Linked DNA regions of Mus musculus: region 2 is linked to region 1. A link is a loop called in an ENCODE intact Hi-C map of the cell type or tissue named here. Cell type or tissue: gastrocnemius. All regions are shown on one strand.

The links. A loop is a pair of places that touch in the nucleus more often than their neighbours do. Peaks named below come from ENCODE experiments on the same cell type or tissue, not always from the same donor. Only the 100,000 strongest peaks of a DNase experiment are listed, where the experiment ranks them.
Region 2: it touches region 1 in a loop (2.1-fold over the local background); 5 of 42 quality-filtered maps call a loop at or near these places.

What each region holds. Positions count from the first base shown.
Region 1 is chr10:118,589,001-118,597,000 of GRCm38, reverse strand. No RefSeq gene overlaps it. Among named protein-coding and RNA genes, the nearest start is that of Ifngas1, 36 kb to the right of the region's middle. In gastrocnemius, no CTCF peak of the experiment used is centred here; DNase peaks (open chromatin) are centred at 603 and 4,179; H3K4me3 peaks cover 245 bases; H3K27ac peaks cover 389 bases.
Region 2 is chr10:119,164,656-119,172,655 of GRCm38, reverse strand. No RefSeq gene overlaps it. Among named protein-coding and RNA genes, the nearest start is that of Gm34045, 28 kb to the right of the region's middle. In gastrocnemius, a CTCF peak has its summit at 3,676 (motif pointing right); a DNase peak (open chromatin) is centred at 3,669.

The DNA of each region.
Region 1 (8,000 bases):
TAGTAGCTATCCCCTGAGCTACTCAGAGAAGGGGGCAGGGGAAAAGAAGCCTTCATTGAGCCAGTCAGTGACTCCCATGTCAGGCCAGTGAATTGGTTGCCCCTGGAGCACAGGGTAAGCAGCCCTGTACAGTTAGTCCCAAGGGTCTTATAAGTAACTACCAAGGCTGATCCAACCAGGCCTGGGGTTGGCCTCACTGCTCGAGGTCAGCAGGAAGTGGAGCTCTTCCGGAAGTTCACCCTGGTTGTATCTGAAATTGTCCTTTGGCAAAACTGAAAGATTTCAAGTGTAGAATGAAAGGCTTCATCCATTTTCTTCTCAGCTCTTGGCTAAGTCCCAGCTGCCCATTTGCACAAGGAGTGATTTTGTGCGAACAGAATTGAATGTGTTACCTCAGCAAAGTGATTGTTTCAAAGAGCCTTCCCCTCCCCCATCTCTGTTTAAAGTGTACCGGGAAGAACTCCCTAACATCAGCTAAGAGGTGCAGGAGTGTTGCAGTGTAGCTTTGTCTGCAGCTGATTTGGAACTGTCCGCATTTGCTTTCTGATACAGGGCTGCCAAGAAGGGACCCAAGGGCTGGACGAAGAGGAATGAGCTTGTCAGTAGCAGATAGCCAGCGCCTTTTTTGCTTCATCCCTGCCAAGGGAGCCACCAGCAGCCAGTTCAGAGAACACCTCGCGAGGGAATCCCGTGCGCCTTTCCTTTTCATTGGAATGACTTAAAGAGTCCTCTTCTGGGAAGAGGAATTTGAAAGATTGAACTCCCTGGGACTAAGATAAGCTAGGTGTCCTCAAAAGAGCAAGCAGCGAGCTAGCAGCCTGGACGGGGAAGTACGTTGCTGTCTCCAGTCTTAGAGGTGTGGCCTGGTGAGGGTTCGCGGAACAGAACTTCAGTTGTGAGTGTTGTTTTCTGTTGTAACCTATGAGCATTGTCAACACAGCAGTGCCGGGTAATGTTCATCTCCTCACGTCTCCTAAAATGGAATATTTGTTAGCAGATCAGAAAAAAAGCATTAGTAACTATAGCATGCTTTATAGATTAACTATGGTCAACTTTTTTCTCAGACCTTTCAAATTGCTCATATAATTAATTGTCCTTGAACCGGGGTCACGTGGAAACCTCAATAAAAGCACAAAGCCTTCTCCTTCCAGGTAGTTGTAATCTCGTAGGTTTTAAGAAGAATCTGTGTTTTATCATTCTTACAGATAATTTTGACGTAGGCCAAACTTTGCTACTGACTGGGTTAGAGGCACCCGAAGATAGTCATTTTGATTTGTTCTAATAACTTTATCCATTAGATTAAAAGGGAGGGGACACCAACCGGTTATCTAACACCAAATCTTCAGCTCTGAAACTATCCAAACATAGACGAGACATGCTATATTTGGAAGTATAGATGTATGTATATATACATTGTTTGTGTAATAACAATTAATCTTAAATGGGGGCCATGAATTTGAAAGAGAGCAAGGAGGGCTATATGAAGAGGTTTGGGGGAGAAAGGGGATGGGGGAAATGATATAATTATATTGTAATATCAGAAAGAAAAGTAAAAGAACTAGAAGATATGCCTGAACAGCGAATCAGTTTTACAAATCTTACTTGTGCATATATGAGTGCATGTATGGGCCTGTGTATGGGTGTGTGTTATGAGTGTGTGTGTGAGTACATTCATGAGTGTGTGTATGAGTGTATATGGGTGTGTGTATGAATGCATATATGAGTATGCATATGTGTGTGGGGGCCTGTGTATTGGTGTGTGTATGAGTGTGTGTATAAGAGCACATATGAGTGTGTGTGTATGAGTGTGTATGAGTGGATGTATGAGTGTGTGTATGGGTGTGTGTATGAGTATATGTGTATGTATGAGTGTATATGCATTTGTGTATGTATGTGTATGAGTGTATATGGGTGTTTGTATGGTGTGTGTGTGGGTATGTATGAGTGTGTGCATGGGTGTGTGTTTGGGTGTTTGTATGGTGTATGTATGAGTGTGTGTGTGAGTATGTGTATATGTGTGTATGAGTGTGTGTATGGGCATGGGTATGAATGTGTATGGGTGTACGTGTATGAGTGTTTAGGGGTGTGTGTATGAGTGTATAGGGTTGTGTGCATGAGTGCATGTATGGAGATGTGTATGAGTGTTTAGGAGTGTGTGCATGGGTGTGTGTTTGGGTGTTTGTATGGTGTATGTATGAGTGTGTGTGTGAGTATGTGTATATGTGTGCATGAGTGTGTGTATAGGCATGGGTATGAATGTGTATGGGTGTATGTGTATGAGTGTTTAGGGGTGTGTGTATGGGTGTATGGTTTGTGTGCATGTATGGAGATGTGTATGAGTGTGTGCATGAGTGCATGTATGAGTGTGTATATGAATATATGTAGGAGTGCATTATGGGTGCATGTATGGGCACATGTATGGGCGTGTGTATAAGTGTGTATGGGGGGTCAGCTCTCAGAAGTCTGACCTCTCGTTTCACCATGGGTCTCAGGGATCGAGCTCAGGCCGTCAGGCTTATGCAGCAAACGATTTTACCCAGTGAGTCCCTTGGCCAGCCTACAAACCTTCCCTTTAAACATAGAGATGTAGACACACCTTGTGTCCCTTCAGGATCCCATTTGGCTAAGTCATGAAGTAGAAACTTGAAAACCTAACTCTGCAGATGTTAGAGTCTAGGTTTGAAGTGCCACAATCCTGTAAAACCCTGCCTGGAAACCAAATCCTTGCTCTCTCATGGCGACCAAGTTTTCTTTGGTTCCTAGCTTTTAACAAAAGAACTCGAGATTTGAAGCCCTTCTAATTAATTGTCCATTTCTTGAGGGATGGAGCCTGTCCTATGAACACCTCCTCCCTCCTCTAGCAACACAGTAACAGCTTTGCAATAAGCACTATATAAATGTATCTTAATTTTCACTAGTTTGTAAATTTCTAATTTATACTCATTTTTAAAAATTAAGGACGCCGATGAAATGTAAATGTAATTACTGTTAACAGTTTGAAAGACTGGTGTGTATTTGCAAGTGTATTAAACTCTTTGGGAAAAAAAGATGTTTTCTAATCTCAAGTTATTTCTCTCAGGGTTGGGAAAATGCTGCAATTTGCTTCGAAATAGACTCCCAAGTGTTGATTTAGCATCTTTCATAAATACAATCCCCACGCCTCTGCTGTGTAACTGCTTGTAAATAGATTGGCAATGGATGTATAATAAACAGCTCTCTTTACAAACATCTGAAGACACCATTCAAATACACCAACACACGAGACAAAACTACACATCAGTTTGGTGAATACTTAATTATCCTTCCTAAGTACCTACTACTATGAGACACAAATACTTTGCTTCCTGCTGACATAACATGAAGCCATGGGAGGCAGGAGGCCAGCAACGGTGCCCTGACTGGCCAGAGCCTTCAGGAATATAAGAACAATAATCAGTGTGCCAGCAGCAACCCAACTGAGCAAGGGCTTCTACAGTGGTCTCTGTCCTTCATGAAGTCACAGTCTAGAGAAGTCAGAGGCACTGAAAGTCATTTGTTGTAAAAGCTGGGAAAGGCCACATAGCTATGTATTGGAAAGAGAGAGAGAGAGAGAGAGAGAGAGAGAGAGAGAACTGCCTGTGGTCAGGCTTAAGAGACCAGAAATATTTTGAAGAATAAGCAAGGAGTTCACCCAACAATGACTCTGTAGGCAGGGGTTCGGTCTACTGAGCTGGGTTTTCAGATAGTTCAGGATACCTCAGCGTGTGCTCTGAAACAGCTCAACAAGAAAACATATGTGCCAATGAAGGACTGAGCAGAGGAGCCAGTCTCAGCAGAAGCCAAGAGTCCAGTCAATACTCTTAGACCATATAAAATCTCGTTCCGCTCATGGAAATACAGGCAGCAGGGTGCCCCGCTTAATAGAACAGAGGGATGGAAGCATCCATAAAATAAGATTTATTCATTTTCCCTAGTAAGGGCCGAACCTCTTTGTGTGTTCTTGTTAATTTATAAACTTTCCAATTCATAGTCCAAGGACCCATCCCGCTGTTTTCAAATAACCGTTAGAGATAATCTTCGGGGTTTTATTTAGACCATATGACCTTAATTTTTATTTCTGCTTCACTCAGCGCAATGCTACTTATTTGCTGAAGTCCTAAATTAGACATCCAATTAGATTACTTACCGACACCTAGTGGCGAAGATCGGAACTGAGGGCTATTGCAAAGGTGGCCCTTGTGTGTCTAGCCATCCCACGTTGGTCCAAGGTAGCGTTGGCATTTCAGTTTCTCTCTTTTCACCCATCTCATCCTAATGATGCTCAAGTTAATCCACACCGGCCTTTTGGCTTTAAAAATACAACTTTATAGAGAAATGAGGCCAAAGGAGAAAAAGAAAGGACAAGAGAATTGATCGTCTGCGGGTTAGATCCACTTAGAAGACAAAGTCAACAATGGGGCTTTAAAAATTATTTATCAGGCATATCCATACCAAGAAACAGACTGAAAGGTAAACTGCTCGATTGATACTTAAATTCTATCTTTTCCACTTATATTTTGTTTTGTTTTGTTTTTGTTTGTTTGTTTTGTTTCATTTCAGAGACAGGGTTTCTCTGTGTCTTGGAACGCAAACTATAGACCAGGCTGGCTTCTAACTCAGAGATCCACAAGCCTCTGCCTCCCAAGTGCCCGGATTAAAGGTGTGCACCATCACACCTGGCTAGATTTGAAAGATTAGAGTGAGCATGTTTAAGGTAACTGAAAGCCAAGACGTAGCTAAGTTTAGATTTTGTTTAAAGAGACCGTGCGGCTGTCATCTAGTGTGAAGAATCTTTCTAGTTTCTCAATTTCTGATCCCTCCAACACTCACCTATTTGCTTTATGATGTCTACTTGTTTTTCCTGCTAAAGACATCAACTGAGATGGGAGCATTAATCTACAAGTTAGAGTGTTCTGAAAAAGAGGCCGAGGACTTGCTCTCCCAGCATGATGGTCTTAACAATCCACCTAACCAACCAAAGAAGCAAAACCATAAAGGAAAGTGGCAGTTAAGCCATGTTATTAATTAATTAATTAACTATGTAAAACAAAACAGCAAACTCACTAGGAGATGCTGGGGGACCTTTCACACCTTAGAGTCGGAAGCCATCTTAGACAAACACCACCCATGAGTCTGGGGAAAACACAAAATAAAAACAATACGGAGAAGCAGGATTCTACATAAAAGCCAAAACAGATGTTGGGAGCTACAGACAAGAGAGCCCTAATCCTCAACAGGAGTTGGTTTGCCAACATTGTATAATCCAGCACATTCACCAAGACATGGCGTTCACCACATATGGGCTGAGCCCCTTTAAGACCCAAGCTCTGCTGGGCGGTCATTCAAAACAAAAAAAGCTACTTGCTCCTTGGAGGTAGATTCCATAGGTAGTGGTGTGACACAGTGGTTGGGATTCTTAGGTCCAAATACGAGAACTTTAAGAGAACCCTTTCATCCCTGAGTCTAGCCAGCTCCCTTGCAAGTGTTCTTTCCTATGTCTGAACTGCCAGCATATATATATATATATATATATACACACACACACACACACACACACACACACACACACACACACACACATACACACACACACATATATATATATATACACATACACATATACACACAAACACACATATACACATACACGTACATATACATACACACACATACACACATATACACATATACATGTACACACATATATGCATATGCGCATATACACATACATATACCCATATACACACATATATACATATATAAACATACATGTATACACATATAAACATATATATACATATACACATATATACGTATATACATACATATACATATACACACATATACATATACATAAACATGCATGTATACACATATATACACACATATATACATCCTATACATATACAACTACATATACATGTACATATACATATAGTCTTTGACTACCAGTCCCGTCGATTTCGCTATCAGCTGAGAGTTTAGTAAGCACCATGCTAATGCGTGTTTCAGGGAAGAAGCAATTAGTAGGATGCAGGTCCTCCCCTCTACCTGCTCACCATCTCAAGAAGAAGAAAAAAACAAGCACGGAATGAAATTCTTATAATGTTTTCTAGTGAATGGCATGCCAGAGGAGACTCGGGATTCTGAGGAGCACAAAGTAGGTGATGCTTGGGAGAACTATTGTGGATCCTTAAACCTATACAAAGGTTCTTGTTCTAGCAGCACCACATAGTGCTGCTGCCAAACTATAGATGTAGCAAAGTCCTGCCTTGTCTGGCCTCAGTGGGAGAGGGTGAGCCTAATCCTGTAGAGACTTGATGCCCCAGGGAAGGGGGATGCCTGGGAGGGAGGGGAGCACCTTCTCAGAAGTGAAGGGGGTGGGATAAGGTGAAGAACTCTGGGAGGGGGACGAGAGGGGGGCAACATTTGGGATGTAAATTAACAAAATAATTAATTTAAATATAATAAAAAGCTTCACACATATATTTCTTTAATGTATTATACTTGATGTCATATGTTTTAACATTACAAATATCTGTAAATTATTAGCAGACCACAAATTTGTCTTTTAAATTTTTTTGCTCACTGAACATAATCAGGTAATTTGACATTAAGTTGTCTTAGGGTTTTACTGCTGTGAACAGACACCATGACCAAGGCAACTCTTATAAGGACAACATTTCATTGGGGCTGGCTTGCAGGTTCAGAGGTTCAGTCCATTATCATCAAAGTGGGAACATGGCAGCATCCAGGCAGGCATGGTTCAGGAGAAGCTGAGAGTTCTACATCTTATCTGAAGGCTGCCAGCAGAATACTGGCTACCAGGCAGCTAGGACTAGAGAGGGTCTTAAATCCCACACCCACAGTGACACTTTCTCCAAAAAGGCCACACCTCTTAATAGTGCTACTCCTTGGGCCAAGCATATTCAAACCATGAAGTAGATGAAATTTTAACTTGAAGTCAATTTGCCTTGTTTATTTTTTCGAATATTGTAGAAAAACTGCCATTGATTGCTTTCTTCTATGTGAGTATACTATCTATGCTTCAGACATATTATAAATTAAACAATGACAATTAGCTTTGGGTTGATGTTTAAAAGCCCTGCTTTCAATTAGTGCATATCCCAATTAAAAAACGGGCAAATTATTTATTAAACATCTTTGTGGTCTTACAAGTGTGATCAAATCCTAAAGCAAAAAACACACCTTCAACTATATAGATGTTCCATATCAACCCTTGAATCTCTTCACCAGAGAGAGAGAATACAGTTTTCTGTTTTCAGAGTGGAGTTTTTATTATCTTTCACCATAGAGTTATTTTGAATGAAAACATACTTTGATGAATGAAGAGTATTCATTGAAGTATTTTTCAGCATCAAGGTTAACAATAACAATAAGATTTGTTAAAATTGGTGTCTAAATATGTTGTAAAAGACCTTCAGACTGGATGGGTTAGGGTGCTCGGGGGTTGATGGATGATGTAGACGTTTGATGATGTAAAGAAACTAGAATGTTCACAGGAAAAATGGGTGCAGTATTGTTGACGCTTGCTCCAAAACTCCAACTAGTCTCTGTCTTTTAAAATTTTTATTGTTATGCATTTCTTGTATAGACATGGGTTTTAGGCATCGCTTTCTCCTGTTTCACCTCTGCCTCACTGATCCTCTTACTCTCCCCAAATGGCCCTATTTCCCTGTGCTTGTGATTTGCATTCCTCTGAAGACTAAGTATGCTAGACTTTTTAAATGCATTTATTGGCTATCTGTAATTCACCCATTGGTCTGTTTAATTTTCCCTTAGTCTTTGCATTAGTTTGGTTCTGTGGGGTGGTCGTTCTTTAGTTCTGTATGCGTCAGAGAAGCAAACCCAGTCAGATGTTTAGCTGATTCTCCTATTCTACGACACTCATCTTCCAAGTCTGAGTTACCCGACTTAGCAAAACATTTTCCAGTTCTATTCACTTTCCTTCTAATTTCACA
Region 2 (8,000 bases), 580 kb before region 1:
GTTAGTGTAAGTAGTAATAGTCTAAGAATGTTTTCTAAATGTTTATTTTAATTTATATGTAACTTATATGCCTACCTCCTGGGTGCCTGCCCGAAGAGGGTGTCAAAGCCCCTGGCACTGGAATTACAGATGGATGGGAGCCATTCTGTGGGTGCTGGGAATCAAACCTGGGTCTTCTGCAAGAATAGCAAGTGTTCTTAACCCCCGAGCCCTCTCCCCAGCACCCCTTTGACCTTTTAAGGTGAACTGGCAACACAATAATTGAAAATGTTGTTTGATCTTTGACTGAATAAGCTTCCAAACTGTTTATCCCCATCCTGTAAATTAAACAAAAATAGTATTTAAACAATATTAGAATTAATGAGTTTTGTGTTAGATTCATATGTTTGATGATGATAAAGTTTTTCCTGGAGCTCTCACTATGTAAACCAGGAAGACCTTGAGTGTACAGAGCTCATGGCCTGACATCTGTTAGATTTTGGTAGAGAGTCAGGGTTTCTCTGTGTTGCCCTGGCTGTCCTGGGACTCACTCTGTAGACCAGTCCTTTGATATAAAAGCAAGAACATACACGATCTGTGGAGACAGACACAGCCTGGCTCATTTAGGGAAGCCTGCAAGCAATTCCGCACGCTGGAAGCTGCGGTTGTGCTGGGAGCATGGATGAAGACAGTTGAGCAAAAACCAACTCATTAGAGACCGAGAAGACTCCAGGAAAAGGGTGAGATAGGTTTTTCAGACTTTTGGAATTAATTTCACGAAGAGAACTTGTCAGTGAGGATGCGTTCATTGTCAAATGGCTCAGTTTGCCTTTGAATTGTCTCTCTGTAGGGCCGGAATTCTCCTATCTCACTTAAATGAGACGGCTGGTCAGTTAGAGAGAATTGCTCTGTTGGCAATAACACAACCTTATACATCTTGGTCAGGTGTCTTAGCTACACGGATTGATCACTGATAAGGAATGACACAGATGTCCAGCTAGTGAATAGCTGCACCATCAACATGAGATTGACTAAAAGTGCAATGTCCAGGCAAGCATGTTCCCGAGGTGGGGGGACAAAGGGGCATGTAACCAAGCAGAGGAAAGACCGGAAAGATTCATCCTAGTTGGGTTGTTGACCAGGGAGTATTTCAGGTCTCTCTTGTAACTGTACTGGTCATGGCAAGGATAAAGGTGTTTTAGTGAGATGCTGGGTCCCTTCCTGCAGGTGTCAGCTTACTGAGACAGTAGACTCTGAGAAACTGACTTTCCCCAGGAATCTCACCCAGGGAAAAAAATTCAAGGCTGAAGTCAGGTGCCTACCAGGGGAGGAACTCGTGCAGGGAGAGATGTCTTACAGTCTGACGATTTATTTGTTAGACCACCATGTAGAGAGACTGAAGCCCAGACCATGTGAGTGAGATCAAGACAGTTTAGTAATGTGTGTACCTCTTGTCTTCTGTTTAAAATGAATCCACATATCCCGCCCCCAAGGATGGGCTTGGGATGTGGATGTGGGCTGTTACCAGACCCTTTGGCTCCACCCCCTACTGGATTCTTCTCCTTTCTCTGCTTTCCACCATTACTGTCTCCTTAGCTGGCCTGCCATTGACAGGCCCACACTACCCCCTGCCCCAGACTCCAATAACTCCAGTAACACTGCTCCCCGAAAGCTCAGTTTCTGACTCTGACATGTGAGCTCACCGGGAGGTCGGGATACCAAAATCCATCCCCAGCCTTTGCTAGATGTTGTGGGCGGTGTTCTTGCTTAGAGGTGTAGCAGTAACAGGCCAGTGGGCCTGGCCGTCTGCCTTGGGAAAGTAGCTCAGTGTGGCAGCTGTTAGCAGGTTATCAGGTCACTGTGCTGATTGCTTGTCCCTTGAGATGTCGTCTAAAAAGACCGAGCCCTGGAGAGACCTGGGTGTGGCCAGCAATATTACCGCTGTATCGCCACCGTACTCATTTTATTCAATCCTTGCCTACACTGGCCAAATTTAGAGTTCCTGGGGCCTCAGAAGTTGGGTAGAAGTGGGAGATAAAAAAATGTGTCTTTTCTATGTTCAGAAAGTATCTTTACTTATTGATTTTGAGAGAGAGAGAGGGAGAGAGAGAAAGAGAGCGCAAACATATGTGGAGGTCAGAGGACAACCTCTGGGTGTTCTCTCTCAACACCACGAAGGTTCTGGGGAGCATCTTTATCCCTGAGCCACCTCACTGGCCCCTTTATTTTGCCTTTGCAAAGCTAAACCTTCCTCTTCCTCTTCCTCTTCCTCTTCCTCTTCTCTTCCTCCTCCTCCTCCTCTTCCTCCTCCTCCTCCTCTTCCTCCTCCTCCTCCTCTTCTTCTTCTTCTTCTTCTTCTTCTTCTTCATTTATTATATATATATATATATATATATATATATATATATATATATATGAGTACACTGTAGCTGTATAGATGGTTGTGAGCCTTCATGTGATTGTTGGGTATTGAATTCTTTTTTTTTTAGGATCTCTGTTCGCTCCGGTTAACCCCACTCAGTCTCTGCTCCCTCCAGCCCAAAGAGTTACTTATTATTATAAATAAGTACACTGTAGCTGTCTTGATGCACCAGGAGAGGGCATCAGATCCCATTACAGATGGTTGTGAGCCACCATGTGGTTGCTAGGAATTGAACTCAGGACCTCTGGAAGAGCAGTCAGTGCTCTTAACCACTGAGCCATCTCCCAGCCCCTAAACCTTCTTGAGAAGTTGAAGAGATTAATAATAAAAAGGCCATCGGGCACAGGCATCTTTTATATCATTTACAAGAGGCAGGTCCTTTCTGGCTCTGAGCTCATTACCTTTGCACTCTGTACTGCACGGAGTTTTAATAACTAAGCATAGTCAGTAATTGGAAAGGAAGCTACAGCCCCACCCTACTTGGGACACTGTGACTTGTGGAAGCTGTAACTGTCTGTAAAGTCAAGAGGGTGAGTCAGGAGGGGATGGAACTGTTGGAGAAAAGAGATGCTTCACCATCTCCCCGGGAGTTGATTTGGGTGAGAATGGCTGGGGTCTGGAATTGAGACGCATGTGGACAGAGCCTCTTCCCACTCTGCAGTTTTATGGCTCCCCGTCCCCCATCACATAGAAGAATTTGCTTCAAGTACTTTAAAATATTACACCAGGTTCCTTTTTAGTTACATAAATCAAACCTTTAAGAAACAAAGACAGGCAGGACTGTGTGTATAAAAAGCCCACGCTCTGAATCATTCCGTTTGGTTTGTGCCAAACGTATGAATAGCTCGAAGCTTGTCCGACAGGGAGGAGTTAATCCGGGGAAACTGTTAGTCTCAGGACGGACGTTTTAAAACCCCTTGAACTCCTTTGCCAAATTCTGAGACTTAAAATGCAAAGTCGAGGCTGACTATTTGGGACAGACTGGAAATGACTCTTCTACGGCCTCTCTCGATGCCTTCCTTGTTCTCGCTCCTCGTGAGGCTCTTCTCTAATGGAGGACTCAGAACTCTGGGGATCCCAGTCCGAAGGCTCATTACTCAGGTTTGATGTGATCATCCACGCTCGCATGCCGCACGTTTGCCCGGTAGCTTTCCTGTCTGCCGAACAGGAGCATGACTGGTAGAGGCAGTGACTAGAAGATTGTCTTTACCTTTCCTGAGAGTTCAGGCCTGGACTCCGGCGCTCCCATGCCCTATGCAGTCTCGGTTCTTTCTTCCAGAAGATGGCGATAGAACATCAGAAAATCCAAAGGAAGGTCTGTAGGCATGTTTGCCCCTCAAGGCCTCCCACTGGGGAGCCCCTGCCCAGGTTGGGCTACTCCGCAGGGACGCCCCCAGTAATTAGTCATCAGAAAGGGAGGTGGAAGATATTGAACTCAATCGTCCCCTCTTTTTCCCAATTAGCTTCTCACGGTTGACACTGGCCGGCTTGGCCTCTGGCTTCTGGGTGGTGCATTTTACTAACTTGATTGAAGATGATGCTGTTGAATCCAGAATTAAGACTTTTAATCTAAACCACAATGGCAACTATATGCTTCAGGGGATCGTAAGACACCACAAGGTCTTTTAGAGACTACTTGTACTTTCAGTATTTATTTCTTTATAGAAAAGGCCTGTAACTCATGGTACCCTTGTCTCTAACCCCTGAGTTACAGGGATTTGCTACCATAACCAGTATGTCTTTTTATTATTATTTGACTCATGGTGATTGTGAGTATTCCTGGGGTATATGGTGGTGCTGAGTGTGTGTGTGATGTGTGAATAAAGTGGGGTAAATGGTTTACCTTAGATTTTGGGGACATCCAAACCCTCTCTCTTGGATGTTTGCGAATGTTGCCTCAATCCTTGCTAGCCACAGCTCCTCTGTTATGACTGAGGTTGTGTTTCCTCGCCAACTACCCCTGGTGCTGTGTTCCTCTAGAGGCTAACTTCCAAAAACTCTTTGCACTTACTTTTCTGCACAGCAGTTTTCACCCAGCTGCTGGGTAGTTCCCCCCTCTTAGGGCAAATTCCAGTAAAAGAAACTAGAGGGCCTAGGCTCAGAAACAAAGTCACACAGCTTGATGGCTGAGGGGCATTTGAGATCTTGCTTGTTTACCTAACAATTGACTTCTAGTCTCTTAATCAGGGAGAGAGGAAGTCGCTGTTGGGGTCGCTGTTGGGGTCGTCACAGCTGCCTGTAGCTGTCTAGATTGACCCCATTAAAATGTCTGTTTACTATTGGTTTGTTTTTTATTGCTTTGAAGCTTTTATTATAATAAACCCCCCATGGTTTAGCAAGAACAATTCCAGGCAAAATTGGAATAGATATAAGAATGGAAAGTTGAGTATGAGAAGAAAAACCAGATATATCTAACACACACATTACACACACAAATACACACAAATACATACACATTACACACATACATCACACACGCATTATACACACATTACACACATATACACACACGCATTATACACACATTACACACATATACACACATTACACACCCAGTCGAACATACGCATACACACAAATATACACACACACACACACACACACACAAATGTATACATATACACAAATACACACACACACAAATACACACATTAACAAAAACACACATACACCACACACACAAACATACACAAAAACACACACAAGCATATACATACACACAAACATATACATACTCACAAACACACATACAAATATACACACAAACATACTATACACACACACAAATATAAATAAACACACACATGCATACATTATAGCATTTCACAGTTACAAGCATTCTATAATTGTAATAACTTGCTTCTAGGCCAGTTTGTTCCTAGGTTCTTTCTCTGAAATAAGGTGTGTGTATGTGTATTTGTGTGTGTGTGTGTGTGCATACATGTTGGGAGTCAGAAGATGCTAATCCTACTTGGTGAGAATAAGATCACTACCATAATTTTTTAAGTCAAAATTGAAGTGAGCATTATTAAATACTGGCCAGGTCCATACCTAGGATTTGTAGAGAATGGGTGCAAATTAAATGGGTCCAGTGTTTATAAAGGTAAAACCCACAAGGGCATGTCCTTCCTGCCTTCATCCAATGAGGGGCAAGCATACAACCTACTGCATTTCCTGCCTATGCACCTCCCACCTGTGTGTGATCAAGCAGTTCCTGTGCGGTTGGGGCAACCAACCTTGCTTACAGAAGTGAAAACACGGGGCTTGCTATCTTACATGGCCGACAGCCTCCAGCATTCCAGGAAGTTACCCATCCTTGGATCAATGTGGCTTAGAGATTAGAGGCATTTTTGTTTTATAGATCTCTTAAGCACAGTAATTAAATTTTAAGATATAACTTAGGTCCTCACGAGGACAACATGCAAGAGCCAGTTATAGAATTCCATTATATGGTTCCTAGTGTTGAATTTAGGCTCTCAGATTTTATGGGAAGCTCCCTGCTTTTAAATTCTGGAGTCAGGGTGTGACTTTGGGCAGCATATTTAAGCTCTCGAAACCTAAGTTTTCTCTCGAGAAACTGCACTGGCTGTTGGGTCTGCTGGGATATTCGGTACAGAATATGAGCAGTGCATTAGCCTTCTGTTTGTAATATTATTCCCAGGAAACACCCTTTTTCCAGACACCTTGTGAGGGCTAAAGTTATGTTTTAAGTTATAATTACTGTGCTTAAGAGACCTATAAAACAAAAATGCCCCCAAACTCTAAACCCCATTTACCCAAGGATAGATAACTCCGGGGAATGCGGGCGGTGGGGGTGGGGGCTCTTGGTCAGGTAAGGTAACAAGCCAAGTGTTTTCACTTCTGTAAACAAGATTGCTTGCCCCAACTTCACAGCAAGTCCTTGATCACACACAGGCGGGAGGTACGTAAAACACTGTGGTAGTGATCCTATTTTGGCCTGGTGGGATTAGCAAGTGTTCTGTTTCTAGAATTTACCACGTTTTCAAGTCTCTACTGGAACATGTTGATTGACTCACCAGATGGCAAAGGGGCTTTGGGTGATCGGCCCGGCCCGTTCTACCTTGCTGAAGAAGGGTGCTGAGATCAGCCACGGGTGTGCGTACCTCCAGGCACTTGGACTTCCTTCAGAGAAGCCTGTGGCAGGCCATGGCTTGATTAGAGAGTTTCTACCAGCTCCCAAAGAAGCCCAGGACAAATGTCTAACCATCTAAACGTCTGTGGTGCCTAATAGTACACCTAAGGGTTTGCTTGGTCTCTAAGCTCACTCAATACCTGTGACTTTCACCCCTGCCCACTCTCCAGCCTAAAGCTCTGCAGCCCAGAGGTTTCCCTTCTCTTCTCGCAGCTTCCGTTCCTAATTAACTAGCCATTTCAGCCATGTGCACTCTTGGTGTTCTCTCTCTCTCTCTCTCTCTCTCTCTCTCTCTCTCTCTCTCTCTCTCTCTCTCTGGGTCCTTGTCCTCTTTTGCCTTGGCTCTCTTAGTCCCCTCTCTTTGCTCCTTCTCTTCTTTCCTCTCTCGCTCTTCCCTCCTCTCTCTCCTCTCATGGACTGTTGTTGGGCTGTGTGTTGGTCATATTTCGTGTACTTCTTTTTCTCCCTGTTTGGACTCCGCGTGTACTCTCTGGCTTCTGGCTGCTTTCTCCCTCACATCTACAAAACCCCTTCTCCTCCACCGTGCCTAGGATCAGCCATGCCCTCATTTTCGTTGTGTCCAAACCCTTCACATCTAGATGCTGGGTGCACAGTGCGGTACAAAATAGTCACTGGCTTTTCATTGAACCTGTTCAAAAGTTGGAATTCACACGTCACAAATTGTCACGCAGAGAAAAGTGTATACAAAATGAGTAAGTACCATAAGGGAAGTGCCATGGCCTGCGCAGCAAAAGCTACAACTTTGAGTTTCTGGAGAAGAGCAGCGGTACGCATGCGCAGAAAGACACAGGTGCTCTGGGTTTCTTTTAGTGGGGAGGAGAAAGGGGGAGGGGAAAGAACAACTTCATTTCACAGTTTGGTGTATCTCAAGGGCAGAGCGGACTTACTGGGTGTATCCAGCCTTCTCTAGAGCTTTAGAGGTCACAGAGGCTCAGAGCTACCAAGTGAACGCCACTTCCCTCAAAGCTCACCGGAAGGCGATTTCCTGTGGCTATCAGACTGTCCAAACAGATTCTGCAGAGACAGGTGAATGCGGGGGGGGGGGGGGGGGGGAGGCCTGACCTTAGTGGAAGCTTTACTGACCCTCAAGCACCACGACCGAAAGTGTTATGAAAAAGAAAAGCTGGAAACTTAATGTAGACAGAAGACCGATGTTCCCGCAGTTCTGGAGTGAACATCTCTGAGATGGAGGTTTGGACAGGTTGGCTTCTCCTATGAAGGCGAATCTGTTCCCTTCCATCCTGGCACCTTGGGTCGTGTCCATCTTGATATTCCTTAGCTTCTGTTACATCAGTCTGGGCTCCACCTGCATCTTCTCATAATGGCCTCTCCCTGAGTATCTGTCTCTGGTTTCCCCTTTGTAGAAAAGCACTGATCCTAATGGAGCAGGGGCCCCACCCACCTTACTCCGTTTTGACCTCACCT